Regions from separate parts of the Mus musculus genome. Here all the other regions are linked to region 1. A link is a loop called in an ENCODE intact Hi-C map of the cell type or tissue named here. Cell type or tissue: heart. All regions are shown on one strand.

Evidence for each region. A loop is a pair of places that touch in the nucleus more often than their neighbours do. Peaks named below come from ENCODE experiments on the same cell type or tissue, not always from the same donor. Only the 100,000 strongest peaks of a DNase experiment are listed, where the experiment ranks them.
Region 2: a loop joins it to region 1, with 4 times the contacts of the local background. A loop is called at or near these places in 36 of 42 quality-filtered maps.
Region 3: a loop joins it to region 1, with 5 times the contacts of the local background. A loop is called at or near these places in 34 of 42 quality-filtered maps.

Annotation. Positions count from the first base shown.
Region 1 is chr9:77,804,328-77,809,327 of GRCm38, forward strand. It overlaps Gm34654 (a long non-coding RNA gene), which reads right to left. Exons shown (of 5, transcript XR_379642.4): 2 at 4,824-4,973; 3 at 4,308-4,402; 4 at 2,600-2,778. Among named protein-coding and RNA genes, the nearest start is that of Gm34654, 45 kb to the right of the region's middle. In heart, a CTCF peak has its summit at 2,638; DNase peaks (open chromatin) are centred at 2,884 and 4,354; H3K4me3 peaks cover 556 bases; H3K27ac peaks cover 541 bases; H3K27me3 peaks cover 513 bases.
Region 2 is chr9:78,022,138-78,027,137 of GRCm38, forward strand. No RefSeq gene overlaps it. Among named protein-coding and RNA genes, the nearest start is that of Gm23609, 11 kb to the left of the region's middle. In heart, a CTCF peak has its summit at 2,899 (motif pointing left); a DNase peak (open chromatin) is centred at 194; H3K27ac peaks cover 429 bases.
Region 3 is chr9:78,002,610-78,007,609 of GRCm38, forward strand. It overlaps a transcript of Gm34829 not described here. Among named protein-coding and RNA genes, the nearest start is that of Gm39375, 7.7 kb to the right of the region's middle. In heart, a CTCF peak has its summit at 3,074 (motif pointing right); DNase peaks (open chromatin) are centred at 842 and 4,202; H3K27ac peaks cover 874 bases.

The sequences.
Region 1 (5,000 bases):
AATTAAACACCCAAGGTCTTTGTATCTCACATATGTGAAGAGCTAGCAATAGTGGTTGCTCACAAAAAAAAACTCATTAGCAAACAGCAGTTCGGTTATAAGATGTTTGAAAAATATGAAGAAATATTTTACCAAGCAGGTAAAGACACTGGACAGATAAGCACATGAAAAGCCACTCAATGCTACTAGCTACTAGGGAAAGACAAAAGGACATGGCACAATAGATGTTATTACAACTTACCAGGAATGCTGAAATAAAAAAAAAAATAGTGTAGCTACATTGCTGGTGAGGACAACGATAACAGCTACTCTGGGAAACAGTTTGAGAGTTTCTGATGCTAAGCATGTAATTACCATTCCACCCAGATGCTGTACTGTAGGTCATTTGTCCCAAAGAAACGAAAACTCCTGTTTGTACAAAGACATGTTTGTAGCGGCTTTATTCCTAGCAGCCAAACTGAAGAAGCGACTCAGCTATCCTTCAAGCAAACAGCGGTACATCTGTATCATCTAAGATGAGGTAGTAATCTCATAAACGGGATGAAGTATTGATCTGAGCAGCTATCTTAGATGAGTCCCTAGGGAATCAATGCCAAGACAACAAAGCCCTGTGCCAGTCAGGTTCCTCAAGTTTCAGGACATCGGGGACAGAGAGGAGGGATTAGTGTGGTTAGAATAGGTGGGTCAGTGCAAGAGATGCCGTGGATGATGGAGCTGCTCAGTGAGTTGACTAGGATTGTGACTACAGGAGCCTACACAAATGACAGATCCATGTGTGATAATAACACACAAAGAACAGTCCAGATGAGACTCGGGGAGCCCGCAGATGATACTGTACAGTCTGGCCAGCCATGTACATTGGAGACAAATGATAAAGGGTGCATGGGGTTTTTTTGTATTACTTTCTATAGTTGGATTCATCTACAATTATCTCTGCTGACATTCACACTGGTTAACGAGTGATGTGCAATTCTTGATGCTTGACACACATCATTTCATTGATCTTCACCACAGCCTTCTGCAATAAGGTGTCGCTATTTCCATTGCTGAGATGGGGACTAATACATCGCTGGATGAAGTATCTTTGTAACTAGTCCAGTCGAAGGCGATATGGACTGGTGACCATTGGTGATATCTTGATGCTGCATAAAGAACACTGGATGATTTGTGGAAAATCTTAGGTTCTAGTCACCCTTCCACTGGCTCACATTTTAATTTGAAAGTGACTTAAACACCCGGTTGGTTGCTCCATGGGGGGAGAGGAGAAGGAGTGTACTTTTTATGATTCTCTGATTCCAAAGGATCAAGCAATGAAAATATGATTTCATCCCCACCTTGGCAATTAGCATCAATGTTGGTGCTGTTACTTGTTTCTTCCGACTTCCCAGGGGTCTCAGGAGCATCCTCTCTAGCAGCAGGTTGGGTGCTGACTTCACTGGGTTTTGAGCAAGTTTACCCGCAACACTTTTCGTCATGCATAAGGTTGCCCAAAGGCAAAGTCAGTGTCAGATAATAGCAACAAAGCAGTCCTTCACTGAATAATTTCCAAATACCAATGACTGAGACAGTCTGTGTCACTTAATCAAGACAAAACGTAGTGAAATGAATTGTCAGTGGTGCGTGTGTGTGTGTGTGTGTGTGTGTGTGTGTGTGTGTGTGCATGACATGCCAACCCAGGGCCTCAGTCAGAGCTCTACTGCTGAGCTGGAGATATCCCAGAGGGTCACTACATTTGTGGCTTAGAAGACTGAAATGTCTGGTCTGTAGGTTAAATCAGGCTAGTAGTCTTCCATTGCTTTGAGAAACACAGAGAAAACCCACTCAGATTCTTTGGGCCTGTAGATTCACAGGGTTCCATCCACTTTGTTTCTGGGCCATCATGAGACAGCATCATGGCTGGGCATGTGCTAGAGCAAAGCCACTCACCTGGTGACAGGCAGAAGGTGGCCCTCTCTCCAAGCAGGGGTGAAGAGAGACATAGCCTTCAGTGGCCCTCTCCCTAGCAGGGGTGAGGGGAGACATAGCCTTCAGTGGCACTCTCCCCGAGCAGGGGTGAGGGGAGACATAGCCTTCAGTGGCACTCTCCCGAGCAGGGGTGAAGGGAGACATAGTCTTCAGTGGCACTCTCCCCGAGCAGGGGTGAGGGGAGACATAGCCTTCAGTGGCACTCTCCCGAGCAGGGGTGAGGGGAGATGGAGCACTCTCTCTTTATGTAGCCTACTTCCTCCAGGGAGGGCCTATATGCTAATAGCCCTTATCTATGAACTTACCGACAGACTCACCTACTTTCTGTAGATGAGTTTAGAACATTCCTGATCTATTCACCTCACTGGGCCCCACTCTAAGCATTACTGCATTTGGGAGTCAAGCCTTCACTATATGGATCTTTGGAGACTCTTCCTATTTAAAGTCCTTCAGACACACCTGCTGAAGCTATCTACCCCTCCAGAGCCTTTCCACAGGCAGGTTGTGTCCTTATGGTTTTTGATAAATTATAACTTTCATAGTACTTGAGTTGAACGACATAACGTAAAATTAACGTGCTCACTTTCACTTCTGAACGTGGACATTAGAGACGAGAACAAAGCTTTCTAAGTACCTTGAAATTCCAGCAGTGCCCCCATGGTGGCGGTATAACACCACCATGTCAATATGCCTGCAGTCTTCCAGGCTCAGGACCTCACCTACAGGCAAAGGCACAAACTCCAGAACCCAGGGAACCGCAAAATCAGGTTACTCTGAAGGAGACAAAGGGTCTCATGCATCTGGGTTAATAACCTTAGAAACAAAGAAACACAACTCACTTTCCAGACAGAGGAAACAGTTTCTTACAGGGACACAAAGCGTCTACTTGGTGAGAGCGCCCTTTTCATAAGTACTGGACAGCAGCCAGCAGCAAACACAATAGCCCTGTCTACAAATGTTTTTCCCATTTCCTCGGCCCCCTGAAAGCAAGCATTTGAGAATAAATAGTTCAGTTCTCCTTTCCTGGATGGCCCCTATGGCTGTAAACAAAAGGACAACTGGACCATAGAAATGTCACATATTTGTCTTGGCTGTGTATGACCTTATGAGCCCCTGCCTGGGAATTACACTAACAGCCAAAAAACATGATTCAGTCAAGGTTCTCAAAGTGCTTTATGGAGAGTAATGAACATACCTCTGGAACCCTAAACATACCAGGCCATAAGCATTTACTGAGTTATAGCCAAGTCCAATAGTCACTCAGCGCAAGTTGGGTCTTTGTTGTTGTAGTGGTTTGATTCTACACACACACACACACACACACACACACATACACACACACACGTTTTTTATTAGATATTTTCTCATTTACATTTCAAATGCTATCCCAAAAGTCCCCTATACCCTCCCCCCCGCTCTGCTCCCCTACCCATTTAATCTCACTTCTCGGCCCTGGCGTTCCCCTGTACTGGAGCATATAAAGTTTGCAATACCAAGGAACTTCTCTTCCCAATGATGGCTGACTAGGCCATCTTCTGATACATATGTAGCTAGAGACACGAGCTCCGGGGTACTGATTAGTTCATATTGTTGTTCCACCTATAGGGTTGCAGACCCCTTCAGCTCCTTGGGTACTTTCTCTAGCTCCTATATTGGGGGCCCTGTGTTCCATCCAATAGATGACTGTGAGCATCCACTTCTGTATTTTCCAGGCACTGGCATAGCCTCATAGGAGACAGCTATACCAGGGTTCCTTAAGCAAAATCTTGCTGGCATATGCAATAGTGCCTGCATTTGGTGGCTGATTCTTTAGCAATTGGAACCATTTACTGATCAACAGAATTAGCTTCCATAGGTCTTCCTTTTACCCCATGACTCTTGGACATGGCTGGCTAGACTAGAGGCAAATGCTTAACGCAGGAGAGGCACCTCAGAGCCACTGAGGGTCTGGCCTTTGAGAGTCAGCTAGCACACAGGCACGGGATACTACTTCCAGCAATGGGGAGATGTTAGGGAGATAAACTCAGGACTCCTGAGGCTGAGGTCAGGGTTGTCCAACTGTCCTTATATTCTAAAGGGCTGACAAATGTCCTACCCAATAAATCCGAAACTTAGTGTAAACTTACTTCAAGTGAGTGTCTGCTACATGCATGTCCTGACAAAGACATCATCTTTTGGTACAAAGTTCAATGGGTATATATATATATCTATATATAGATATATATATACCTCACAGAATCTTCCTTGCTATCAAAATGAATAGATTCTCTGGAATTCAAACCTACTCTGTGACCCCGTTTTCCCTCTTGTTCCCCCATAAACATGGAAATGATAACACATACGTGATGAAGTCATTCAAGCAGGAAGTGTTGCTCTGGCTGGGTGCCCAGCAGAAGGTGCTCAGTTAACATGAGCCTCAGCCCTGCCTGCATCATTCCTATAAGGAAAAAGAAACAGCCAGGTTAACACACTCCCTGGGGTCTGGAGCAAGCAATGGTGACTATTCTTGAACAAAAGGCATGAGGACCGCGAGGCCGAAGTCCTTTTCTGCGGAGAAAGGGTGTCCTTCATTGTTTGAAGCCAATGCTACATAGGAGAAAGTCCTAGGGGGACCAGAGGCCAGTCGCTAGAGAGTAGGAATGCAAAGCAAATATATCCCTCCTAGACAAGCCTTACTGCTACTGGTCTCTCCGGGGTGGGGAAAATGTCCACCTCATCAACTCAGTATTGTGAAGACATAGAAGCCTGGTGTGTGTGCACACGTTTGCAATGAAGTCAGTGAGGATGGCAAACAGAAAAGCTCTGCTAATGGGAAAGTCAAAGTGGATCCCAGGAGTCAAGTCCCCGCTCCTTTTTACCTGTGGGCATCTTGTGCTTCTCGCTCATGGCCTCTGTGGGCTTCTGTGGAGTCTCCAAAGAGAATCACCATCTCATGGTCACATGACATTGCTCTCTCCCCGTCTCATCATTCAGAGGAGGTGGATGCTGCCATGTTTGTTGCCAGTGTGCTTAGAAGCGACGCAGCATCAGAGTGT
Region 2 (5,000 bases), 220 kb after region 1:
TGAATCGACTTGCAGGCTGACTCTAAGTTATTTTGCTGTCTAAAGGTCTGGGGCTCCTGTCTGCCGACCACTCTCCTCCAGGGGTAGGCTCTAAGGCCTCAGTGGATGCTTGAAGCTGAGGTGGACACCAGACCCAGACAGAGGCACCGTGATGCTGTGGCGGTGCTGCCAGCTGACTGATGGGCACAGAGTGTACACAGCCGGGTGTACAGGAAGCAGGAGTGATTCATACCCCATGCAGGGCAGGGCAGGACACAGATTTCATCATACTGCTCAGAATAAAATGTAGTTTCCAGCACAGGCATCGGTTATGCTCAGAACTTTCCACTGAACAATTTCAGAGCATATTTAAGCAGGGAACTGAAACCACAGATAAGGTTGAGGACCGCTCTGATGTAATAAGGTTTACATTTGGCTAATGGGGTGGGGTGGGAGACAAAGTCCAGTCTGTAGGATCAAGAATGCTTTTATTTCTCTTTACAACTTTATGTTCGACCTGGTGTGATTAGCTTTTCTGCCCTAGGGCTGTTCTGAAAACTTCTGACAGCTCCTTGCCCCCTCTACCCCCACCACATCACTGGATATCCTGATGAGTCCCCAGTGTGCCAGATCAGAGATGGTCCAGGTCAGGGCATCTGGAAATGAAAGTGACCCTTTCAGGAGTTTACGCCAGCCAGCCATGGCTATGACATTCAAAGGATAGTTGACTTATTAACTTGGACCTTAGGTAATCTTTCTTTTTTTTTTAAGATTTATTTATTATTATATGTAAATACACTGTAGCTGTCTTCAGACACACCAGAAGAGGGAGTCAGATCTTGTTACGGATGGTTGTGAGCCACCATGTGGTTGCTGGGATTTGAACTCTGGACCTTCGGAAGACCAATCGGGTACTCTTACCCACTGAGCCATCTCTCCAGCCCTTAGCTAATCTTTCTATTACAGCTTCTCCTAATTGCCCAAACCATCACTCGCCAATGTTGTTCCCTCCCACGATAAATCACGTCCAGATTACCTGCTCAGTAAGGGTTTTCTGTTCTTTTCAACTTCCCCTCCTCATTCTAGGTTGCGGTTACACACCCTGGAACGTATGTGCACGTTAGGAGCCGATGTCCACCTTACCCCTTGAGGACTGTCACGGGTGTTTAGACCATCCAGAGCACCACTCACTGTTATCAAAACATTTTTTTAAAAATCCCATTAACATTAAAAACTTTTATTCATGTGTAGGTATACATATAAAGGTCAAAAGACAATTTGCACTAGTTGACTCCTTCCTTCCACGTGTAGGACTCGGGGAATCAAACTCAGAGTGGCAGCCTTGGTAGCAAGCACCGCTGTCAGCAAGCCATCTCACCATGTTTCCCACCGCGACAGGCTGTTTTTCATTCACAAGTTCTCTGTGTTAACATGTTTCCATTTACCAAGGCCATAGACATTAGCTGCACATGATTGGGAGATAATTGAAATGTGGTTCAGACAACTAATGAATGCATTGTTAGTGGGTTTTTTTTTTTTTTGAAAATTCTTCAGAAAAGACAGCAAATGAGATAATTTATTTGACTACAAGGGAGATCAGAAGCGGTAAGGCCACCATAGGTCTGGGGTAGAGGCTAACGGGGACTGTTTTGGTTGTGAGCAAGGTGGCCTCTTGGGGTGCTTTCTATGATAAGATGGTGGTCAGGTTCAGAGCCAGTGACGCAACTCACTAACTAATTTAAGACTCGGACCTGTGCCTCAGCCTCCGGCCCCCTCACCTCTGCTCCCGCAGCTTCTGTGGGTGCACAAGCTGTGTTACCCAGACCCCTGCCTCCTTTTTCTTCCTTGTCCTTCAGCCCACTCACTCACTCCCTCCTCTGCACTCTCAGGAGGCAGGAGTTTCAAACATGGTGACAAGGCCTGCAGGCAAAAGCATTGTGTTAGCGATTACACTACTCAGAAAGCTTGACTTGAGCTTATGATATTAAAAATCCATCTCAGCCGGGCGTGGTGGCACACGTCTTTAATCCCAGCACTTGGGAGGCAGAGGCAGGCGGATATCTGAGTTCAAGGCCAGCCTGGTCTACAGAGTGAGTTCCAGGACAGCCAGGGCTATACAGAGAAACCCTGTCTCAAAAAACCAAAAACCAAAAACCAAAACAAAAATCCATCTCATTTCTCTTGTATTAGTGAGGGTTTGTTTTTGGTTTTTGGTTTTTAGATAGAGTTTTGCTATGTAGTCCAGGCTGGCATCGAAACCACAATTCTTCTGCCTCCCCAGTGCTGAGATTACAGTCATGTGACACTGTGCCTGGCTTTAGGGACATCTTTTTTAAAAAAGCAAAGCAAAAATGTATGGGTTTCCTGATGACATCATTATGCACACCATGACATCATTATGCACATATGTCCTTACTTTGCTCTTAGTTGACTTACTATCTGCACCCCTTCAGCTTCCTTCTTTCTCCAAAATTGCCGTGTGTGTGTGTGTGTGTGTGTGTGTGTGTGTCCATTTTGTATGTGTGTTTGTGTAAGGGAAAGTGTGAATGTTTACATGAATGAATGTGTCATGTGTGTGGAAGTATGTGTGAGAGTGAACATGTCGTGTGTTTGTGCATGTGTGTGTGTATGTGCTTGCGTGTGTATGTGTGTATAAATCTAGATTCAGCATATGAGAGAAAGCATGTGAAACTCACCATTCTCTTCTCCCCTGGAAAAGGAACTTATATGACCTCAGAGAATGGAAAACTATTTGCCACAAGTAAAACGGCATTTAGTTTCATCTCTTTGTTTCTTTTTATGTGGGTGAGGAGGAGCCTTCTGACCTAGTCAGTGGCAGGTGAGGGCTCTGCCCCTCAGGCATACCTTATCATCATCTTTTAATCCTGGTTTAATACTGCCGTCTGCTGGAGGGTCCGGTGTACAGCAGGCAACTGTTAGTCTCCTGGACTGCATCAGGGTGGCTGAAGATGCAGTCTGGACCACTGTTACTTTAGTACAATAAGTCTCAGCTCTCTAGTCCATTTGCTCTTTAATGAAGTCATACAGAGGCCATAACTTAGCTAAAGAAGAGAAATTAGAAGAGAAGATGAAAAGGTGTGTGTGTGTGCACGTGTGTGTGTGTACGTCAAGGTTGGTGGTAGTTCTGAAGTACTAAGGCAGGACAGATGGGAATTACAGTGGCCTGGATGAGGGAAGAGCCGCTAATCTGATCTGGTTTTTGTTGGTGGTAGTGGTGAGTTGTTTTGTTTTAGTTGTTTCTTAGTTTCGTTTGTTTGTTTGCTTGTTTGCTTGTTTTTCTGCGAAAGGCAGTAAGCTTCAGGTTCCACTGATGAAGCCCAAATTGCTCACAGAGTCAATACAAATTTTCCAAAAGAGATTAAGGACAGCAACTAACATTGTGCTTACTTAGGGCCCAAATGAGGTAATCTTGAGTTTCTACCAATTCCCTTATTCCTGAATCTAAACGGTACCCCTTACATCCACCATTCAACTTGGCTCACAGAGGGAATCCTTACTCTCAAACCTCATTGGAGGCGACATTCTGAACGGTGTTAAAGGGTGGTGGTTTTTAGATTCCTTAGACATAACTTGAATGCCAGCAGAAGTCCATCATAAGGAAACCTGCCTGGCACTTCTACCGGAGAAGCTGAAACCTGTTTGGCCATGTCTCTTTCTTTCCCAAGGCGACCTTTTGTAACGTGTGAAAATGCCCTAGACTAAATCTCCTCCTCTGATTTATATGAGTTCAGCATGAAAGTCTTTCTTTGTAGAGGCCACAGAATCTGAGTGTTACATAAATGGAGACCCCTGAGGCAAAAGGGGACCTTCAAGCTACTGTGCGGGATAGAGTAGGGCTCTGCCTCTGTCCTATAGTAATGACTGAATTACAGCCTAGGCGTCACCATTAAGCTATACTTCTCGGGCTAAATTCACTTTTAAAATGCAGGAAAATGATGGTGGTGGATCTGAGAGGAGTTAGGGGGAGTGAACATGAGATCAAAATACACTGACTGAAATTTCCAAAGAACTAATAAAAATATATTGAAAGGTCTGGAGAGATGGCTCAACAGTTAAGAGCACTTGCTAATAAGTTTGACTCCTAGCAACTACATGGAGGCTCACAACTTCAACTCCAGTTCCAGGGCATCTAAACCCCTCTTCTGGTCTCTGTGGGTACCAGGCATGCATGGTGGTACACAGCCGTACATGCAGGCAAAATACCCATACACCTAAAATATTAACAAATGAATATCTATACATATATACATACATACATGTGTGTATACATACATATATGCAACATATATTACATATACATTATATATAAAATAGTGTGTGTGTATATATATATGTGTATATATATATACATATATATATATATATTCCAGATATATATATATATTCCAGATATATATATATATATATTCCAGATATATATTCCAGACTGGGAGATGACTCAATTAGTAAAGCACTTGCCTGGCAAGCTCAGGTACCTGAGTTCAAATCTCCAGAAGCTACATCAAGAGCAAGGTTAGATGATGCTCACCTGTAATCCCATCAAAGGTAGGATGGAACCTGGAGACAGACACATCCCTGAAAGCTCACCGGTCAGCTAGCTTGAACTACATGTCAAAGTTGTAAGACAATGAGAGACATTGTCTCAAACAAACAAAAAAAATTCTAAGGTACCTGAGGACTGCCATCTGAGGCTGCCCCGTGACTATCACATGTATCTAGTACCTGTGTTACAATAAAGAAGGGGAATGGAATCCTTGTTTGGATAGAAACGGGCTGTTGTCTCCTCCCTTAAGAGTTAATCCAGCTGTGCCATCAGTCACATGACCAAGGGACTACCCCTCAAGAAGGTGGGTTCACATTTAAGCCATGCTAAGAAGATGGGGGAATAATTACGACAATGTACATTTGCTTCCTTCCCAGAGTCTCCACTTTGGTGCAGTTGTTTTAGAACCTCCATGGGCTTCTGTTGGGTCTCTCTCTGGTCTCTGGTCCCTAACACT
Region 3 (5,000 bases), 200 kb after region 1:
GGAGGGATGTTCTTTACTGGCTAGCATGCTCTTTTATAGAACCAAGACTACCAGCCCAGAGATGACACCACCCACAAGGGGACCTCCCCCCTTGATCACTAATTTAGAAAATGCCTTGCAACTGGATCTCATGGAGGCATTTCCCAATTGAAGCTCCTTTCTCTGTGGTAACTCCAGCCTGTGTCAAGTTGACACAAAACTAGCCAGTACAGATGGATAAGTTGGTAGATGGGTGGATGGATGGATGGATGGATGGATGGATGGATAATTGGATGGATGGGTGGGTGGATTGATGGATGGATGGATAGATGATGGATAGATAGATAGGTGGATGGATAAGTAGATGAGTGGATGGATAGATAAGTAGATAAATGGATGGATGGGTGGATAGATAAGTAGATGATGGATAGGTGGGTAGGTAGATGTGTGGATAGATGGGTGGGTGGTGGATAGATAGATGGATGAGTGGGTAGGTGGATGAATGCATGGATGAGTGGATAGATGGATAGATGGAGGGATAGATAAGTAGATGGATGGATGGGTGGGTGGGTGGATGGATGGATAGATGGTGGGAGGGAGGCAAGGACAGATGGATGAGTAGAATTGTAAATAAATGTACTTTGCCTACATATTTTCTCCAGCCTCTTGTGAAGGAAGATTCCGGCAGCTTCCAGTATGAGCTCTTGCAGTTGCCCTTTGCCTCCATGTCTACTCTCTCCCTTGCCCCCTGCCCACTTCCTTTCCTTCTCTTTCTTGTCCTGCTGAGCCACTGGCTTTTTCACTGGCCAGAACTCCTGCCTCCCAGAGCAAGTCCGAACTCTTGCCCAACTTCTCTGGCCCCTGACGTGGCAGGTGGCCATGACTCTGGTTTCTGGCTTCAGGTGCAGATTGTCATTGGAGCTGTTGCCTGAAAGCAGCTGTTCTCCACAGTACAGCTGAACTCAGATCATCTCTTCAGAGTAGGTTTTAATTTAGAAAAAGAGAGAGAGAGAGGGAGAGAGAGAGAGAGAGAGAGAGAGAGAGAGAGAGAGAGAGAGAGAGAGAGAGGAGGAGGAACATCCTTTCACTTGTTCTCAACCTCCCTGGTGCCGCAACCCTTAAATACAGTTCCTCATGTTGTGGTGACCCCTAACCATAAGATTATTTTTGTTGATGCTTCATAACTGTTAAGTTTGCTACTGTTTTGAATCATAATGTAAATATTTGTGGTTTTCCCATGGTCTTAGGCAACCCCTGTGGAAGGGTCATTCAATCCCAAAGGGGTCACAACTAACAGGTTGAGAACAGCTGGTATAAAACAACATGGGACAGAAAAAAAAAAAAAAAAGAGTTCACCAGAATGGAACTGGAGAACTAACATTTTGCTTAGGTGGCTGCCTTCCATCAGTGTGAGTGTCCCTCCACCCTAGGCTACCTCGTGGATGATTGGTAGCCCCGCTGCTGTCTGCTCCCTTCCCTACCCATTGTCCAAAGAACACTGAACCATGGCTTCAGCGGCCTTCTTCACAGAAGTTGGTTAGTGCAGATCAGGCACCTCAGTGAGAGGTTATTAGCATCTCACTACCCTGGAAGCCTGGGTCCTAGACATCAGGTGACAAAAAGCCGGTCCTGGCTGAGGACTGTGCTTCCTGCCCATGGGTCTCACTCGGGGCACTCCGCATAGGAAGCACTGGACTGGCTGGAAAATGAGGCTTGTGTTCCTGCAATCAGCCACATCGCCCATGCAGAGCTTTCTGATTAACCTGGGCTTTTGCATACAAGGTGGAATCCCTGCCTTGTATGTGGGTCTGATCAATGGGAAGGGCACATGACTTGCTTTAAAATTAGCCTCATATTTCATTGTGTAACAGTTCTGGGTTTCACTAAATAGAATGACTGGGCTTTTATAAGGGCGCATATAATGTATTTCTATTTAGTGTATCTGATTGGTTCATCTTAGAGAAAATCCTTTAGATTCGCTGAGATGCCGTGTTTCCGCCTACAAAATGATGCTGTGGGTTTTGTAGGAAAAAGAAAGATTAACAAAACTTACCATCTTATCTAGGGCACAGAGGGAGAGGGAAGGAGAGGGAGGGAGAGGGAGGGAGAGGGAGGGAGGGAGAATCTGAGCTTGTCAATGAAGAGAACAATCTCTTCTGCCCAAAAGGACAGAGTGAAACTAGAAAGGAAAGAAATGATTACACTCTAAATCATGCTGTCAGCCAGGGTTAACATTCTGGGAGGTTCCAAAGCTCAGAGAACATTTCACATCTTAAGAAAAAAGGCTGGGTTTTTTTTCCCCCTATTTCCCCTGTGCCAGTGAGACATCCTCACGCAAATTCAAAATCAGCAAAAACCAGTTACCAGCCAAAGCCACCTTCCCGTTGTCCTTCACAAAGTCAGCTTGTTCCCCCAGATTTCTGATTCACCTTGGCTGCATCTGAAGATAAGCCCATATGACCTAGAGGCCAAGGAGAAGCAAAGAAGTTTATGTGCCTGCAGAAAATACATTTCTACAGTCAGGAGAATGTGGTGGCTTGAATAGGGATGACCCCTATAGACCGGTGTGTTTGAATGCTTGGCTATGGAGGGTGACACCATGAGGTGTGGCCTGTTGAAGGAGGTGTGTCACTGTGGAGGCTGGCTTTGAGGTCACATGTGTTCAAGCTATGCCCAGTGTGAGTTGGAGTCCAGCCTGGGATATGGGAAACTCCATCTCAAATCAAAAAGCAAAACCACTTTATAGCAAGAAAACCATTTTCCTGTGGTCCACAGAACTAAATAGGTGATTGATTATCATTTATGCTTCATATCTCATGTGACCGAGGGCCAGAGAAGAGGGGTTTAAAAGACTAGATCTTGGACTGGCTAGGGTGACTCAGTGGATCAGGGTGCTTGTCACCAGCTCAGACAACCTGATTTTGAACCCTAGGCCCCCATGGTGGAGGAATAGGACTTACTCCTGTGGGTTGTGCTCTGACTTCTGCATGTGTGCTGTGACATGCACACACCAGCACATGCACACACACATAAGTAACAAAAGCTTAAGAAAAGCTGGACCACTCTAGAGGGACATGTGTGCAGTACCTGCGGGGGCCAGAAGAGGGCATTAGACCCTTTGGAACTACAGTTATGGACGGTTGCAAGCTGCCCCGAAGATGCTGGGGAACTTGAATCTGGGTCCCTGCAAGAGCAGCCAGTGCTCTTAACCACTGAGCTATCTTTGTAGCCCAAGATATTATTTGGTAATAGTTTGTCTTAATGACACCATATCATATGCAAACTGATAGATAGATAGATAGATAGATAGATAGATAGATAGATGATAGATAGATAGATAGATAGATAGATAGATAGATAGATAGATAGTGTATTCATTTCTGGGTTTGAGATAGTCTAATAAACATCATATAGTCCAGTTATTTCTTTAGCTTACTGGTTTTTGTTTATTGTGACCACAAACGCAGTATGAGCATGGCTCTTCGAATTCCCTCCGTCTGCACCCTAAATTTGTCAGCCACCGAGGCCACCGAGTTTCACCTCTCTTACCTACCAGAGTGACTTTCCTCCCTTCAGAACCCAAGACCTTCATATCCTAACCATGCTTTGCATCAGAGTTCTAATTTTGCCAATCAGGAAGTTCATTAGCCTCACTGGGCTTGTTCAAGCTGCCTGTGTTCATATTCATATGTAAACTTGTATCATCTGACTTATAATAAGCCGTGTGTCTGGCAGGCGGCTTGTCCCCACAAACCCTGAAGGTGTCACTGCACAAGGTGCCAGGCTGTGTGAGGCTGACATTCCCTCTGCGCTCCCAGGATGAGCCAGCGCCGCAGTCTACTGAGTCAGGCGCACAGGCTGGAGACGGTCCGCTTGCTTCCCTGTCTCTCCGCTGTCCTCTTTCCATTCTTTGCAACTCAAGGGTTAGGAGGACAGGCAGTTAAGGCAGTTAACCTAGATGAAGCACAACAACCATGTAAGCGAATAGGTCCCAAACTGTTTAAACCACAAACAAGCTTATCACCTGCCCAAGTGACCCTGCCTTTGGAAATCTGTGCTGGTGGAACAGATAGCAGCCACCCACAGCGCAAGCCTCAACACACTGTCCTGGAATACTCCCGACCTTGAGCTGCCCTGGATACCCAAGAGAGCAAACCAACGCTATATTCCTAATGGCGCCTTGCCAATCCCCCAGCAAAGGCCTTGGAACTGAGCCTTAGCTACTGCCACCTCCGCACTTCACCAGGCTCGTGGGCTCCACCTTCTGGCCAGTGTTCCCCTGGCCTGGCCTGGCCTGTTCGTTGACGGTACAGGAGACTCTTAAGGGCAGCAATTTTGCTGAATTCCTCTGCTAGCCCGGGACAGTTTGGAATGGCACAGCCTGGACACAAGATGCTTCCCAGGGCTAGGTGGGTGGTGTCCAGAGACGCCGAGAACCCTCTAGGTAAACAGCATATCCACCCAAGGACGCTGGTCAGCCAAGACGGTGAAGTCCTGGAAGCATGCTCACTTGGGACCTTCCCCTAGCATCTGGTTCTTGCCTCTTGTATCGATCCTCAAATGGTCAATAAAATCACGGTCCCAAATCTATTCTTTTGATTGTTTGCTTGTTTTTGTTTGGTTGTTTGTTTGGGTTTTTTTTGTTGTTGTTGTTTGTTTTTTTGTTTTGTTTTGTTTTGTTTTTTGTTGTGTTTTTGTTTGTTTGTTTGTTTGTTTTTTGAGACAGGGTTTCTCTGTATAGCTCTGGCTGTCCTGGAACTCACTCTGTAGACCAGATCTATTCTTCCTTGGATGTAGATGTCGTGTTCCTTTTTCCTCAACTTAAACTCCAGATTCTCTGTGTGGCCACATCTCTGTGTGGAGCTTTTTGTATGCTCTGCCCCAGCCCTTCATGAAAATCAAGCAGATGAGGCTGGAAAGTTTCAATGGTCAAGTTCTTGAAGAAGTTCTGGGTTCACACATGCATAATAATAATAATAATAATAATAATAATAATAATAATAATAAACATGAATCTTTCT